Regions from separate parts of the Homo sapiens genome. Here region 2 is linked to region 1. A link is an interaction called in ENCODE POLR2A ChIA-PET data of the cell type or tissue named here. Cell type or tissue: MCF 10A. All regions are shown on one strand. Region 1 holds the start of LOC102723896 (a long non-coding RNA gene). Region 2 has its middle 170 kb from the start of MIR302CHG.

Region 1 (8,000 bases):
TTGAAATAACCATTTGGGGGATATAAAAGACTTATAAAAATATATTTTTAGAATGTGCAAATGAATGAAGATTTACCCACTACGCATCCTAAAGGCCATCCTAAAAGCAACAGCTTAAGAAGCAAAATACTTGGAGTTCGATTGGTTTTGCAGACATCAAACTAATATCCCATATCCTATGATCTCAGAATTCAAAAAGGATAAACTAATAACAAGAACAAAAAGAACAATTATGCCTTAAAGTTTCACTTCAATACCCTTAGCATGCATATCAGTCTCACTGATTCTGAATCTTTACAACTCTGACCATGTGAATATGAAACACGCTATTTTCTAATAGCAGTACATCCAAGGTCTAGAGCTGGTAAACAGGACAATGTCAGCATTCATAGCAAGTCCATATCTTTGTAAAGTACTTTATATTCATAAAGAGCTTTCAAACACTTTACTTCAAAATTCTTCAAAATTTGAGTTGGGTAATTGTTACGATCCTTAATAATTATAGAAGCTATCATTTGTTGAGTTTCTATAATAAGCAGGATGTTATATACATGCATACACACACATGCAGACACTTACTTCATTCTAATCCTCACAACAGCCCTATAAGGTAGATGTATGTATAATTTACCAATGAAATAGCTGGGGCTGCTTGCCCAGGGGACTTACCCAAGCTTAATAAAGTTAGTCTAATTCCAAGGGCAAATGTTCCTGGCATGACAGGGCTATTTCCCCTTTTCTAGCACATAACACCAATAAAATTTTTGTGTAGATAGCATTTGTGTAATGGCCTCTTCCATTTCCATCCCTTCCTTCCCCCTGGAATCCAGAACTGTTTCACTGGCCCAGAGCCACCTAGAACTCCCATATCCCATCTGAATCAGCCCTCCCAGGATCATCAGGTGCTAAATATTTCTCCTACCCCAATTCCCACCCACCCACTGCTATCATCAAAACTTACCTAGCCCACCACTATACTTTTATGTCTTTTTTGAAATACAAATTATCCTTGTAACCATGGATGCTAGCACATTTTATTCCTCTGGGATAACTTATTCATTCATTCCTTTAGTAAATATTTATTGAGAACTTATTAGGTAACGCTTTCAGAAAACTATGCTTTAATTCTAAGGACTGACTATAGAAATGAAGCTGTATTTATCTTCAGGCAAGTCTTTTGATACCACTCAAAGCATAATGACAGAAATCACTCTTTCTCCATGCGTAATAATAGACAATACTTATCAAGGGTTTCCTCTTTCCTAATGCTATGCATGTATAACCTCATTTAAAATACAATTAAATGGTATTAATAATATTATTTTTATTTTATATACAGGGAAACTGAGGCATAGTGGTGAGGCAGTTTGACAAATATAAGATGGCTAGTAAATAGTAGAATCAGGATTTGAACTTAGCTCTGCCTCCAGAGCTGCTACTTCTAACTACTAAGCCATATTACCTCTAGCTTTTTAAATAATGAGGGCATTTATAGATTCTAGTTTGCCTTGGATAATTTTGATATAAGCTTGCTTTCTCCGTGCATAATTAATAGCACTCCTTTTAACTCTCAAAAGTATCCTGTTTTGAAAAATAAATTATATTGTCACCCTGTCTCCAATAAAAAAAATAATTGATAACTTGACATGGCTGGAATAGAAAATAGCACAAGATTATTAATTTTGTAGATTTTATTGTAAGCAGATAAACAAATTCTATCATGCATTCACTGGGACACAAAGGAAGCATGGGAAGGAAGAACAAAAAAGGAAGATGAGGAGTCATGAATCTTGATTTAAGTACAGGATCTGCTACTGCTAGTTACGTGGCACGAGGCAAGTCACAAAACCTCTGAGTCTCAATCTCATCTATTAAATAGAGTTTAAAACACCAAATCCAGTGTTGTGGTGAAAAGTAAATGACATTACACAGGAAAATACCTGGAACAGTAACTTTACACCTGGAACATAAAAAACTGTCAAAAAGATAGATGATTAGTTATTCTTTGGAACACAGTTTCCCTTGGCCTGCACACTACATCATTTTTCTACTGTAAATGAAAAGGAGTTCTTAGAAGGATTAAAAAGTCTTTGGATAGCACCTAACATTGCAGAGCCAATAGAAATGTGTATCACAGGCCGGGCGTAGTGGCTCACGCCTGTAATCCCAGCATTTTGGGAGGCTGAGGCAGGCAGATCACCTGAGGTCAGGAGTTCGAGACCAGCCTGACCAACATGGAAAAACCCTGTCTCTACTAAAAATACAAAATTAGCCTGGCATGGTGGCACATGCCTGTAATCCCAGCTACTAGGGAGGCTGAGGCAGGAGAATAGCTTGAACCTGGGAGGCGGAGGTTGCGGTGAGCTGAGATCATGCCATTGCACTCCAGCCTGGGCAATAAGAGCGAAACTCCGTCTCAAAAAAAAAAAAAAAAAAAAAAAAAAAACCACAGAAATGTATATCATAAATTCCTGCTACAAACTTTATTCTTCAGAGTTATTGCATTGGGAATTATGTAGGAAAACAAATCCATTTCAGAATGCATTCTTTGAAGGACATGTAATATTCTACAGCCCAAATATCTGATCGTTGTAGGTGGCCTAACATGTAGGTTCAAGTAGCAGAACCACACCATGCTCTTGAATACTATTTAATTTTATTCTAGAATCTGGTACTTCAAAGACTGAGGAGCCAAGTTTCAAGGCTCATCTTGAGGGAACAGGAAAGGAAATCTCAGAGCAGCAAAGTACATAAAGAAAGCTCTTTCTCTTTCTCTTTCTCCCACTGTGAAAGAACAAAAATATTTGGCAAGAAATGTTATGTTCGTACCTCCTCACAGTGTTTTTAAAGGAAGAAAAAGAGGTGAAAGAGAATGGAGGGGTCTGAATGTTATAAGCCCCAACATTATTAGTTTCACATTCCCTAAGCCTGTTTAATTGTTTACTTCATCTTTTGTTTAAGTAGTCTCTCCTCATAGCATGTCTTTGCTAGACATTAATGAGGCAAAATGCTGAAGAATGATGTATTTTTTACTTACAAGCTATAAAAAGAAGAAATAAATTTACAACTGCACTCAACAAAGAAAACATCACGGTCCCACAGACCTCTGCAACCCTGAGTCCTTGAATTTAGATTCATCCAGCACTGGCTAACATTATGTGGTAATTGTGTTTCCTCAAACTCAAATAATTCATGCCAATTACATAACTCACGCAACTCCCTATGGATTTAGCAATTCTCGAACAGCTGGGATGTGAAGTAAAGACCATAAACTCAGTTCTTTTCAAGGAGAAATTACAACACAAACCTATTGGATCATGACATGCTTTACTAATAAAGAAAGTATCATGTTTTACTTTCATTTCTCACATTAATTTGTAAAGTAGAAATAATTCACATTTTTTAAGAAAATAATTAGGAACCCAGTCAAAAAAAAAAGAACAAGGAAAAAAATAGAAAAATCTAAATTTTTAAAAAAGCATCAAAAAAAGTGAGTCATCTAAAATAAAGTGGAGAAAATGTTTATTCTTGTCTATGGAGTATACCTCTCTGCAGAATTAATGAGCTAGCTTGTAGTCAGAAGGATGAGCATAGGCCATGTAGAGCATACATCCATAAGTGTATATAATAGTCTATAGTATTCTGCCCATTGCAGAAACAACATCATGCATCACTCACCCCAAAGAGAAAAAAGGGCAATATCTCCCATAAAAGAAAAGATGAATGGTAAGCACACCAAGAGAATTTAAGGTTTTGTTTTTTTTTTTTTGAATGAGTGACCCCAACAGCTATAGCACTCATAAAATTCAAGTACTGTAAGTGGTATTGTTTCTACTAAACAAGCTTAACAAACTAGAGGAGAAATGTTTAAGAAAATCTTAAATAAATTGAGATTTTTAAGGAGAAATGTGTCATTTATAGAGAAACTAGAAATTATAATTCACAGTTTTGTAATTGCATTTGATATTAGTTGATAAGTGTATACAGTCTAAGGCAACCAATATAATATGGGGTTTGTGCTATGATTTCTTTTTTCTATCACTATTAACAAGCCTTGCAGAAAACCCACCAGAGTTAACAAGGTTCTGTGTACTCGGGTCAGCATTCTGAATCATCCTCTTCTTTGTTTGGCTGTCCTGACATGATACATGTTGGTACCACAACAAGGACAGCTGACAACTGCTTTCCCTGTTTGAAAAGACTTCGCCATTCAACTTGGACCAAAAACATTTGTCATGTTGTAGGCAGTGGATTAACTATAATCAGACCAAGCTAGTGGTAGTGCCAGTGCCAGATTGAAATAATCTGGTGAAACAAAGGCTGGATTTGTCATTTTGAGCATTGCTAGGTTGTTTCTTTTGGGGTAGACAGGGGGAGAGTGGAAGGTTATAAAACGGACATGACTCTCTCTATGTAGAGTCAAAAGAAAATATCAAAATTAAAAATTTTCAAAAAAAAAAATTCAGAGCTGTTTCAAGCTCTTTACCATGTTAAAACTTGCCAGAAGTAGAGATGTTTTCATATTGATTATATCTTAATATGCAAACCCTTGTTATTTTCAGAATACAAAAAATATCTTCCTCATATATTTTTGTTTTTAAAAGGTTGTAGTAGTTATACAAAATATGAGCGTGTTCTGACTTTGTGAACAGCTCACTTTAACTTTCTAGAAGTCATTTTTCATAGGGTATAGTGATTAGATAATCTCTAACTTTGAAATATGATGACATTAAACATTCTATTAACCATTTCCACTTTCTATATAGCTAGACAAGCCTCCACAAACTGACTTTTTTTAACTTATGAATTGTTGTCAAAGAAAGCTTATAAATACTGTCAATATGATATATATAAATAGCAATAAAATGAACAGCTAAAACCATCTTTAAAAAATTAACAAGTAAAGGAAAACACTACCTATCTAGCTTTTGTTAAAATATAATTAATAGGCCTTATAGTACAGCTATGATATCTGAGAAAAATTATTTTAAAACTCTGCAGGCTTTTCTTGAAACACTCAAAATGGCTTAAAATAAATTATCATGAAATGGTAAAATATTTATCAAAACTTGGCCAAATACCAGTCAATGTAAGACATTTAATAAGTACTTATTAAGTATTTACTATGTGTCAAGAATGGAAAATACTGGGGATATTAAACCATGTCTCTGGCCTCATGGACCTTACAGTCTAGTGAAGATAGACACAAATAAATTTATATTTAATATTCTGGAATAAAAACAATAACCAACTGCTTTTTTTTTTATTTGTACAACAGGAAAGAAGACCAATCTCTTTAGTCTGCTAATTCATGGAAACCTCTATGAAAACTCATAATTTAAACTAACATTAAGATGGATTTTTCACTCATACCTATCTGCACATGAGTAAATACAAAAATTGAAGAGTGTATATGGTTTTAAAACAACAGGGAAATATGAAACACATATCTTTTATTCATATATTCAAAAATAATTATTGAGTGCTTACTACAGATGCTCCTCAAGTTACAATGAAACTATGTGCTGATAAACACATCATAAACTGAAAGTACCATAAGTCAAAAATGCACTTAATACACCTAACCTACCAAACAGCGTAGCTTAGCCTTGCCAATCTCAAACGTGCTCAGAACTCAGAACACTTACATTAGCCTACAGTTGGGGAAACATCAAAATTTAAAATTTGAAGTAGTTTTCTACTGAATCCGTCTAGCTTTCACATCATTGTAAAGTTGAAAAATTGTAAGTCAAAGCATTGTAAGTTGGGGACCATCTGTACATGACTTTGGTGGCTAAATACATCAGTAACTAAAAAGATGAGAAAATACAAATCCTTGGCCTCAGCCAAGGAAAGAAAATAAGTACGCAGATGACTATAATATAATTAGGTATCACAGGAGAGACATAAACCAGTGAGAAGTCAAAAGAGAAATAAATTATTTCATATTGGAGGAATTCAGGGAAGCCTCTTGAAAAAAACCTACCATTTGAATAAGATCTTGACGAATGTGTTAAATATTAGCAAAAAATTGGGAGAACGCATTACAGGTTTCTGTGGGATGGCAACATCTAGGTCATCTCAGTTTCTGTTTCTATTGACTGCATTTTTTTGTGATTGTAGGTCTCATTCCACTTCTTCACATGATTAGTAATTTTTTTTATCATATGGTGAACATGGTAGAGATTCTGGACTATGTGGTCTTCCTTTAAAGTGTGTTGAGCTTTTTTTCTGGAAGGCAGTTAAATTATTGGTAGATCACTTTGGCTCCATCCGGATCAATTTTACATTCTTTTTTAGGGAAAGTCTATTTGTTTTTTGTCTGTTTGTTTGTTTGTTTTGAGACAGAGTCTCGCTCTGTCGCCCAAGCTGGAGTGCAGTGGCGCTATCTTGGCTCACTGCAACTTCCACTTCCCAGGTTCAAGCGATTCTCCTGCCTCAGCTTCCTGAGTAGCTGGAATTACAGGCGCGCGCCACCACACCGAGCTGATTTTTGTATTTTTAATAGAGACGAGTTTCACCATGTTGGTCAGGCTGGTCTCGAACTCCTGACCTCGTGATCTGCCCGCCTCGGCCTCCCTAAGTCCTGGGATTACAGGAGTGAGCCACCACACCCACCCAGTCTATTTGTCTTGAACTTAGACTTAGGGCATAGCTTACTCTGGAGTGCGGCCTTTTTGGTGTCTCAACAGAACACTTAAGGTACCTAATGTGGTATTTATATTCTAGCTGAGCCAGAACTTGAACATCTCCCAGCACAGTAAAACCTCTGTATCACCATTCAGCCCTCAGCCCTGCTGCTGGCAATTTCTCCTAGGCCTCATGGAGTCTTGACCTATACACGTGCAGATCAGCTTTTGGCAAATGATGTTGAGCAGCAAGTCCCCAGACAGACTTCTGTGACTGCCATCCTCTCTAAAGACCCGCCTTGCAAATTCCAGCTGCCTCAGCATACTCAAACTCTAATCCCTGCCTCCTCAGCCAGCCCAGTGAGACTGAGCTCTGCAGAGGCTCCACTTCCATGTGCCAGGGCAGAAAACTGTTCCCAGACAGAAGCAAGGGCTTACCTCATGTATATATCTTCCTTTTAGATGTTCAAAAAATACCATCTCAGAGAAAAACTTGGTAAGGAATAGATGAGTATCAATGTCAATGGAAGGTTGCGCTGCTTATTTAATTTTTTTTTTTTTTTTTTTTTTTTTTTTTGAGACAGAGTCTTGCTCTGTCCCCCAGGCTGGAGTGCAGTGGTGCGATCTGGGCTCACTGCAAGCTCTGTCTCCCAGGTTCACGCCATTCTCCTCCCACAGCCTTCCGAGTAGCTGGGACTACAGGTGCCCGCCACCACGCCCGGCTAATTTTTTTGTATTTTTAGCAGAGACGGGGTTTCACCATGTTAGCCAGGATGGTGTCAATCTCCTGACCTCGTGATCTGCCCACCTCCGCCTCCCAAAGTGCTGGGATTACAGGCGTGAGCCACCATGCCCGGCTAATTTTTTTTTTTTTTTTGATGGAGTCTTGCCCTGTTGCCCAGGATGGAGTGCAATGGCATGATCTCGGCTCACTGCAACCTCGGCTTCCCGGGTTCAAGCGATTCTCCTGCCTCAGCCTCCCGAGTAACTGGGATTACAGGCGCGTGCCTCCACACCCAGCTAATTTTTATATTTTTAGTAGAGACAGGGTTTCAACATGTTGGCCAGGCTGGTCTCGAACTCCTGACCTCGTGATCCACCCGCCTCAGCCTCCCAAAGTGCTGGGATTACAGGCGTGAACCACCACGCCCGGCCCTGCTTATTTAATTTTTAAATAAAGAGTTGAGCGTGATTACGGACAGGGAAGGAAGTCAGTGGGGAAAGATTAAGTGAAGACAGAGAAAAAAAGGGCAAGTATTGAGACCAAAAACCCACATAAAAATGCTTTAAAACTTAATAAAAGAATAATATATATTGTATTTTGATAGCAAACATGTCAATCTAGTGTTAATACTTCTATGTGCCCAGCGC
Region 2 (8,000 bases), 71 kb after region 1:
ACACCTGTGGTCCCAGCTATTTGGTGGGGCTGAGATAGGAGGATGGCTTGAGCCCAGGATGCGGAGGTGGCATTAAGCCAAGATTGCACGAATGTACTCCAGCCTGGGTGACAGACAGACCCTTTCTCAAAAAAAAAAAAAAATCTATGACTCAGAAAACCACCCAAATAGAATGAAGCTTCTAAATGTTCTCGTGGTATGTGATTTGCCATAACTGAACAATAATCCCCCTTATTAATTAGGGTAGAAGACAGCATAGTGGTGCTTGCCTATAATCCCAGTTACTCAAGAGGCTGAGGTGAGAGGATCACTTGAGCCCAAGAGTTCAAGGTTACATGAGCTGTGATCACACCACTGCACTCCAGCCTGGGTGACAGACTGAGACCCAGTCTCAAAAAAAAAATAAAAAAAAAAATTAGGGTAGTCTACATTCTCAGAAAGCCAAGATTAGAAAACTATAACAATCAGGTATTTGAGATCTCATCACATGACCCACAAAGAATATAAATATGCTACTTTCCTAAGAAAACAGAACTTAATTTTCTCTGTAAAGATTTCCCAATCTGAACTAGGTGTGATGGTGCATGCCTGTAATCCCAGCTACTAGGGAAGCTAACACAGTAGGATCATTTGAGCCCAGGAGTTCCAGACCAGCCCTGACAACACAGCAAGACTCCATCTCTACAAAAAACATTTAAGGGGCCGGGCGGGGTGGCTCATGCCTGTAATCCCAGCACTTTGGGAGACCGAGGCGGGCGGATCACCTGAGGTCAGGAGTTCAAGACCAGCCTGACCAACATGGAGAAACCCCGTCTCTACTAAAAATACAAAAAAAATTAGCCAGGCATGGTAGCGCATGCCTGTAATCTCAGCTACTCGGGAGGCTGAGGCAGGAGAATCGCTTGAACCCGGGAAGCGGAGGTTGCGGTGAGCCAAGATCGCGCCATTGCACTCCAGCCTGGGCAACAAGAGTGAAACTCGGTCTCAAAAAAATAAATAAATAAATAAAAATTATCCCGGTATAGCAGCATGCACCTGTAGTCCCAGTCACTCAGGAGTCTAAGGCTGAAGGATTGTTTGAACCCGAGTTTAAGGTTACATGAGCTATGATCATGCCCCTGCACTCCAGCCTGGGCAACAGAGAGAGACCCTATCTCGAAAAACAGAAAAACAAAGGCAAAGCTAGGCACAGTGGCTCATGCCTGTAATCCCAGCTACTTGGGAGGCTAAGGTAGGAGGATTACTTGAGCCCAGGAATTGAGTCCAGCTTGGACAACATAGCAAGAACCTGTCTCTAATTTAAAAACACAAAATTGACTTTCCAATCTATTGCAAGACATTCTTCGGGAAAGACGGTGAAATTACAGTCATTTTACTATGCTAATAATTACACAGCATTTTAAATAAAAAAGAACCAGAAATTGAAAAAAACACCTAATTTTTAAAGAAAATGTTCTCTCCTTAGGTTGCATGATTGCAGAAGGAGCACTGGGCAGTCAGGCAATCTGAGTTCTAGTCCCAACTCTGTCACTCATCAGATGTGTAACTCTGACCAGCTTTACCCTCTGTGAAATATGGCTGAACTATCAGTCCTAATAGGGTCTGGTCCAGTTCTAAGACTGTAACTACAGGTGCCTTCCCTGAAAAGCAGAAATCTGAAGGAGTGTGGATAGCCCTTCTGCATTAAACATAGCTAGCCTAATGTGATGATAAAGACAGGAAGAGGATACAGGACATTAAACATAGTTGTGTGAGTGAGATGGAAAAATGGATAATTTTCTTCCATTTCTTTTCACATTACTGTGTTAAAGAAAAGGAATTCTAAAACCCCCATAAATGGGTATCTTCACCCTGAGAAGCAGGAAATGTGTGTCTGCAGAGAAATCAGGCCTCTTCAGTTTTGTGACCGAGGAATCCATGTGCCCAAGGATGAGCATCGTTTTATCACACTCCCCTTCAGAGAGTTTTAGGCATGTGGCCAAAAAAGGGGGTGTGGTCTAGGCAGAGACGGAGGGCCAGATCAGGAAGACTACCTCTGAATTCCTCACACCGTGCTCGTCTACAAGAAATGGCTAACAAAATTACAAGCAGTGATGCAGACCCTTTCCAAGATGAATATAGCTTCACTCAACAATATGGAAGGAGGAGAAAGTAGGGTGGGGTGGGAGGATCTTCCATTTCTCTATGTCTTCATTTTATATGGCTTGTACCTGTAACATACAGGGTTCAAAAGATGAATTAGAACTGTCTCTGTGCTAGTGTTTATGCAGTTCAGTGGAATAGAATGGGAGGGGAATCATCCATGTTCACAACACTGGGTGGGGCATGCTCTCTTCTGTTGTTTGTTGTTCTGTGACTTAAACCATATACTGCAAAAGGCTAAAAAAAAAGGACAAAACTCATCTAAGCATATTTTCTTTGCATTCATACCATCATCTTTCTCACCCAAAAGTTTCTTCAATGCCTAAGTGTTTCTGGAATCAGTGTTTGGCCCCAAAGTCTCTGGTTTGTGCAGAGATTCATAGAAAAGACTAGGTTCTCTTCCTTTAAAAAATAAAGATTTTCCAATGCTTAAAGACATAGCCTAATTATTTGCCTATTATCCCTCAAGGGGACACCATACACCTTGACCTAGAACTCTATCAAGTGTTCACAGAAAAGTGCCAGGGCAAATAAACAATCTGTTCTTCTAAATTCCCCTTTATATCTCCTTCCAACCACACACATTTATTTTCAGTCTCTAAAGCAAACTTAATGTTATATGCTCAGGAGGAAGAGAAAGATGTTATTGAATTTATTCCTTTGCTCTCCAAAAAGGCCACACCTAAGACATCGTCGAGGTGAGAATCATTCCTGATGCATGAGTGTGGGAATGTGGTGCTTTTTAGGAATAAAAAATAAAAACCAAGCCAAAGAACAAACAAACAAACAAAAAAACACTGCTCAGAAATCTGTATCTGTTACATTTCTCTCTACTCCTTAATTGGGCTTTCGATGCAGGAAAGACAATTCACTAGCTGGGAAAGGGAGAAAGAACTCCATCATTCTTCTACTGCCAGCACCTGTTCTGCCAGCTGACACTATTTAATATAAATTTTGACCATAAAAAAAGGCAACATACTAATAGCACTGCTGTTTACCAAAAACTAATTAAATCTCTTTACTGCTGGTTCACCCCCGCTTTCTCTCACACCACCTACTCACCCAATGCAGAGAAGGGGTGGCAACCACTTTCTCCGGCACAGACACAGCCAGTGTCTTAACACAAGCAGTATTCTGACCAAAAGAGCCACCACCCTCTTGCCCCTCTCCCTGCTTATCATACAGGGAACACCAAGTCCACTCTGGGGCTGGGAATCTCAAATAAATCAATTCACTTTAACCAGATCTTAAAAATCTGCCCTACGATTACAGAAAGAGAAAATGCAAATCAGAAAAACACATCACATGGAGAACAAACCAAAACCAGGGCTGGGGAACATTTGCACATCAGCGCTGCCTTTGAACTCCAGAATGGCATGGAAAGCGCCGCTGCCCAGCCCAGACCCAAGGAGGGGGTTTTACAAAGGCTTCCAGCACCCCCTATCAACACAAACACTTCCTCCCCGCTTCCAAAATGCTCTGAATAAAGACCTTCTTTAAGCACTTACTGGGAGCGGCAGCTTCTCTCTGCAATGTGCCTGTGAGTCACGCAGCAGGAGGGGCCCCGGAGCAGGGCAATTCGGAGAGCCCCCAGCTTCCCTGCAAGCTGATGTCTATGAGACAGCAGCCCAGGAACCGACTTTCCCATTACAGCCTCAGACTGTAATCCATGTGCTTTCGGCGGGCCAGTCCCAGCTGCCCACAGAGCACCACATGATCTGCTCTGACATCAGATCAGCCAGACGTGACAGCCCATCCGCCAGCCTCTTCCACACTCTTGGGTTGCATCATTTGAGTGCCTTTGGTTTGCATTTAAGCAGGTGGTACAGAGTAAGGAACTGTTGTTTTCTCACAAAATATTTTTTTTCTGGTTTCTTCTGTTCTAAAAGAAGGGAAAAATAAGCAAGAAAAGCACTTGAATTTGTTGCAGCCTAAATGTATCAGATATATGGGAAGTAACTGGAGTTCCACGCCTAGTTCAGAGAAGCTGAGGAATAAGCTACTGCCAAGATGCCAATGCCGTGGGAGTGATTTCATCTATAAATCACTACCACCACCATACCCCACCGCCTTTCAGTAGATCATCTTTTATATAAGAGTTTATATATATCTATATATACATATATACATATATATATGTTTAAGTCATAAAATATTGGTAGGTGGTGTGTGTGTGTGTTTTAAGCTAGTCACCACTGAGTTTAGTTCATGGGCAATCTCAGTGAGGTAACCATGAGACTCAGTGCAATACACAATAATTCTATTTTGAGAGGATTCACATATAGTCCAACAGAAATAGATGTACAGACCTGGACGGATAGGCAGATAAGCAGACAGGAAGTCAGAACCATCCATTCAGGCTTACATTCATTCATTCAATAATCATTTATTGATCACCTACTATATACCCAGTCCAAAAACAGATTATCAAAATGGTGGAGGGGTTGGATATTTGTTACAGAGCTTCTAATTCTACTTCTGTGATAAGACAAGGAAGTAAGAGCCTTATCAAGGATCCTTATAAAATGTTCTGTGTCTAATACTGAATCTAAAGGCTGGTAAAAAAAATCAGGTTTTATCTTAATTTCATTAGGATAAATGGTAACACATGTAATCTTTAAGGTAAGAATAATCAAAATCAATAAGACTTTATGAAGCAAAATCATAGCCCGCTTAGACAGCTGTGACCAGAAATGATGTAATTCTAAAATTACAAAAAATATAATGCTCCCCTAGCAGAGAGGAGAATTCACTGTTTTTTTTGGACACCGTCTTGCTCTGTCCCCCAGGCTGAAGTGCAGTGGCACAATCTTGGCTCACTGCAACTTCCCCCTCCCGGGTTCAAGTGATTCTCCTGCCTCAGCCTCCCAAGTAGCTGGGATTACAGGCATGTGCCACCACACCTGGCCAATTTTTGTATTTTTAGTACAGATAGGGTTTCACCATGTTGTCCAGGCTGGTCTCGAACTGCTGACTTCAGGTGATCCACCTGCCTCGGCTTCCCAAAGTGCTGGGATTACAGGCGTGAGCCACTGTGCCCGGCCAAGACACTTCTTAAGTAGAAAAATAAATATTTAATTTTAGTTTTCCTTAGTTTAATAATTAGCTGTTTCCTATAAAATAATCACAAAATATGCAAACCCTTGGTTTTCATTATTTTGTCTTTGTCCCTTATATTTAAAGTGAATTGTGCCATTTTCTTATATGTTAATTAAGGCTATAATATCATTATTTGATATTGTAATCAATATAATAGTATTTGCATATTTTTATGGAAATAATTCAATCTAATAATTATAAATTACTAATATCATAATAAATTTGTCATTTAATATATAATATTTAACTCATCTATTTGCTTTGTACCAAGTGTGTGATATTTTCCCCTGAGTTGACCAGGATGCTTGTGACTGTGGAATTCAATATGAGATTCCAAGAGCACTTGTTTCCATTTGTTCTCTATTGGAAATAAGCTATATAAAGAGTAAAACTGTTCAAGTCTACTACTGTTTCTACTGAAACAGAACATCTCTGACACCAGATATGTGGGTTTTTCACATCAAGAAATTTCCCAATTTTCTGCAGACACCAAGTGCCCTACAATTTAATTCAATTCTGACACTGACTACCCAGAGTTAACGCAGACACCACAGGTTAAGGGCTCAGTTCCACAAGACTGCCCCCAACTTCAAATAAAAATCACAAGTAGTGGGTACCCAGGTTACCCACACTTTTGTCCAGCTTGGCTACAAATTGGGGGTTCCCACGACTGACTCCGTCCTTAGGTTTGATAATTTGTTATAATAGCTCACAGAACTCAGGGAAACACTTTACTTATTATTACCAGTTTGTTATAAAGAATATTATAAAGTACACAAATGAACAGCCAGATGAAAAGGCATGTAAGGTGAGGTCTCCAAGTGTCCAGAGTGCAGGAGCTTCTGTCCCCGTGGTGTTTGATGTGGTCCCAACATGTGGATACATTCACCAACTTGGAAGCTCTCTGAATCCTATTGTTAATGGTTTCTTTTTATGGAGGTCCCATTACAGAGGTATGGTTGATTAAATCTTTGGCCATTGGAGACTGACTCAATTTTCAGCCCCCCTCCCCTCTATGGAGGTGTGGTGGATCTGAAAGTTTAAATCCTCTAATCACATGGTTGGTTTCTCTGGCAAAGAGTTCCCATCCTGAAGCTATCTAGGGCAGGCCCCTGCCCCCACCAAGAGTCACCTCATTAGCATAAACTCAGGTTTGGTTGAAAGGGCCTTATGAATAGCAAATTATGCTAATCTCTCCTCATTATCTAGGAAATTACCAAGGTTTTATGAGCTCTGCGTCAGAAACTAGGGATGAATATTAATATATGTGTTTGTTTATATATCACAATATCACAGAGTTAATTCTTTTACACTTATTTAATTGAACACCTATTATGTTCAAGTCACTGAAAATGATACCAAAGTGCATGATATTCGATGGGTTTATAATCTTGTTAGGGATATACTGTTTCCACACAAATATCTGAAATATAGTTGCTAAATCAAATACATAGAAAGTAATGCAGTTAAAGTAGACAAAGAAAGTGAATTCTCGCCAGTGGTGGTGGCTTGCACCTGTAATCTCAGCACTTTGGGAGGCCGAGGTGGGCGGATCATTTGAGGTCAGGAGATCAAGACCAGCCTGGCCAGCCAACATGGTGAAACCCCATCTCTACTAAAAATAGTAGACTTTGAGACTCCATCATAAAAAAAAAAAAAAAGTGTCTTTTTGTATTTAGTTTCTTGGAATTTTGCTGATCTCTCTAGCTAAAATTAACTGGCAATTTAAAAATAGCACTGTTCAGGTACCTACCAACACCCCCCATACAGTGATCTTTTGCCACTATTTCTTATAATATGAGCTAAGTGAAGTGCGAAATGTGGCCTCACTGACAAATTGTTCCTTCCAAAATCTATAGAGTTAACAAAGGTTTAATATTCAAAAGATTGTCACTACTCCTAAACTCTAGCACAGGCTACCATCATCACTTGTCTCCTGGACTACAGCAACAGCTTCCAGTTGTCCTCTATAGAGCAAGCAGAATGTTCTCTCTCTTACTTAAAACTCTCTCAGCCTGAGCAACATGGCGAAACCCCATCCCTAAAAAAAATTTAAAAATTAGCCTGGAGTGGTGGTACACACCTGTAGTCCCAGCTACTCAGGAGGCTGAGGTGGGAGGATCCCCTGAGCCCAGGGAGGTTGAGGCTGCAATGAGCCACAATCATGCCACTGCACTCCAGACTGGGTAACAGAGTAATACCTTGTCTCAAAAAAACAAACAAACAAACAAACAAAAAAACAAAAAAACGCTCTCCAGTCATTTTCCATCTCATTTAACTCCTCATCATGGCCTCTAACACCCTTTAATGAAACTATATAGATGCTTCTTAAGTAGCTTCCTTCTCCAGTAAATAACATACTGAATATTTCTCTCGTTGGCTGAGTTATTGTTCATTAGGTAATTAACACTTGTTTTCTGAAATTCATTTATTTCCTCAGGAAAGACTATAAGAAAATGAACTATTGAATTAAAGGATGCGATCTTATTTCAAAGTAATAGTGTTTAGGCAAGATATATAACTGCCTGCCCAAAGACTACAGCTCCCAAGCTCCCTTGCAACTCAGTGTGGCCTTCTGAGCAGAATTTCTCCTTTCTTGCCTCAAAGAACATTGCTTGCCTTAAACTTCTTTTGTTTCCTTTATGCAAGCTAAAACACAGATTTGCCTGTGACCTCACTTCAACCACACAGCTTTAACGGGGAATGGCAGAGCAAATGAACAGAAGAAAACTGGGCCACTAAATTACCACAGAAAGCAG

The links. Peaks named below come from ENCODE experiments on the same cell type or tissue, not always from the same donor. Only the 100,000 strongest peaks of a DNase experiment are listed, where the experiment ranks them.
Region 2: POLR2A ChIA-PET joins it to region 1 with 6 read pairs; 3 of 35 experiments call an interaction of 5 or more read pairs at or near these places.

The regions. Positions count from the first base shown.
Region 1 is chr4:112,885,003-112,893,002 of GRCh38, reverse strand. LOC102723896 (a long non-coding RNA gene) reads left to right here and starts at 7,050. Exons shown (of 3, transcript XR_007058233.1): 1 at 7,050-7,125. It also overlaps a transcript of ANK2 not described here. In MCF 10A, no CTCF peak of the experiment used is centred here; a DNase peak (open chromatin) is centred at 3,222.
Region 2 is chr4:112,813,915-112,821,914 of GRCh38, reverse strand. It overlaps a transcript of ANK2 not described here. Among named protein-coding and RNA genes, the nearest start is that of MIR302CHG, 170 kb to the right of the region's middle. RefSeq lists enhancers at 3,065-3,588, 3,739-3,788, 3,919-3,968, 3,589-4,114 and a silencer at 7,935-7,994. In MCF 10A, no CTCF peak of the experiment used is centred here; a DNase peak (open chromatin) is centred at 3,834.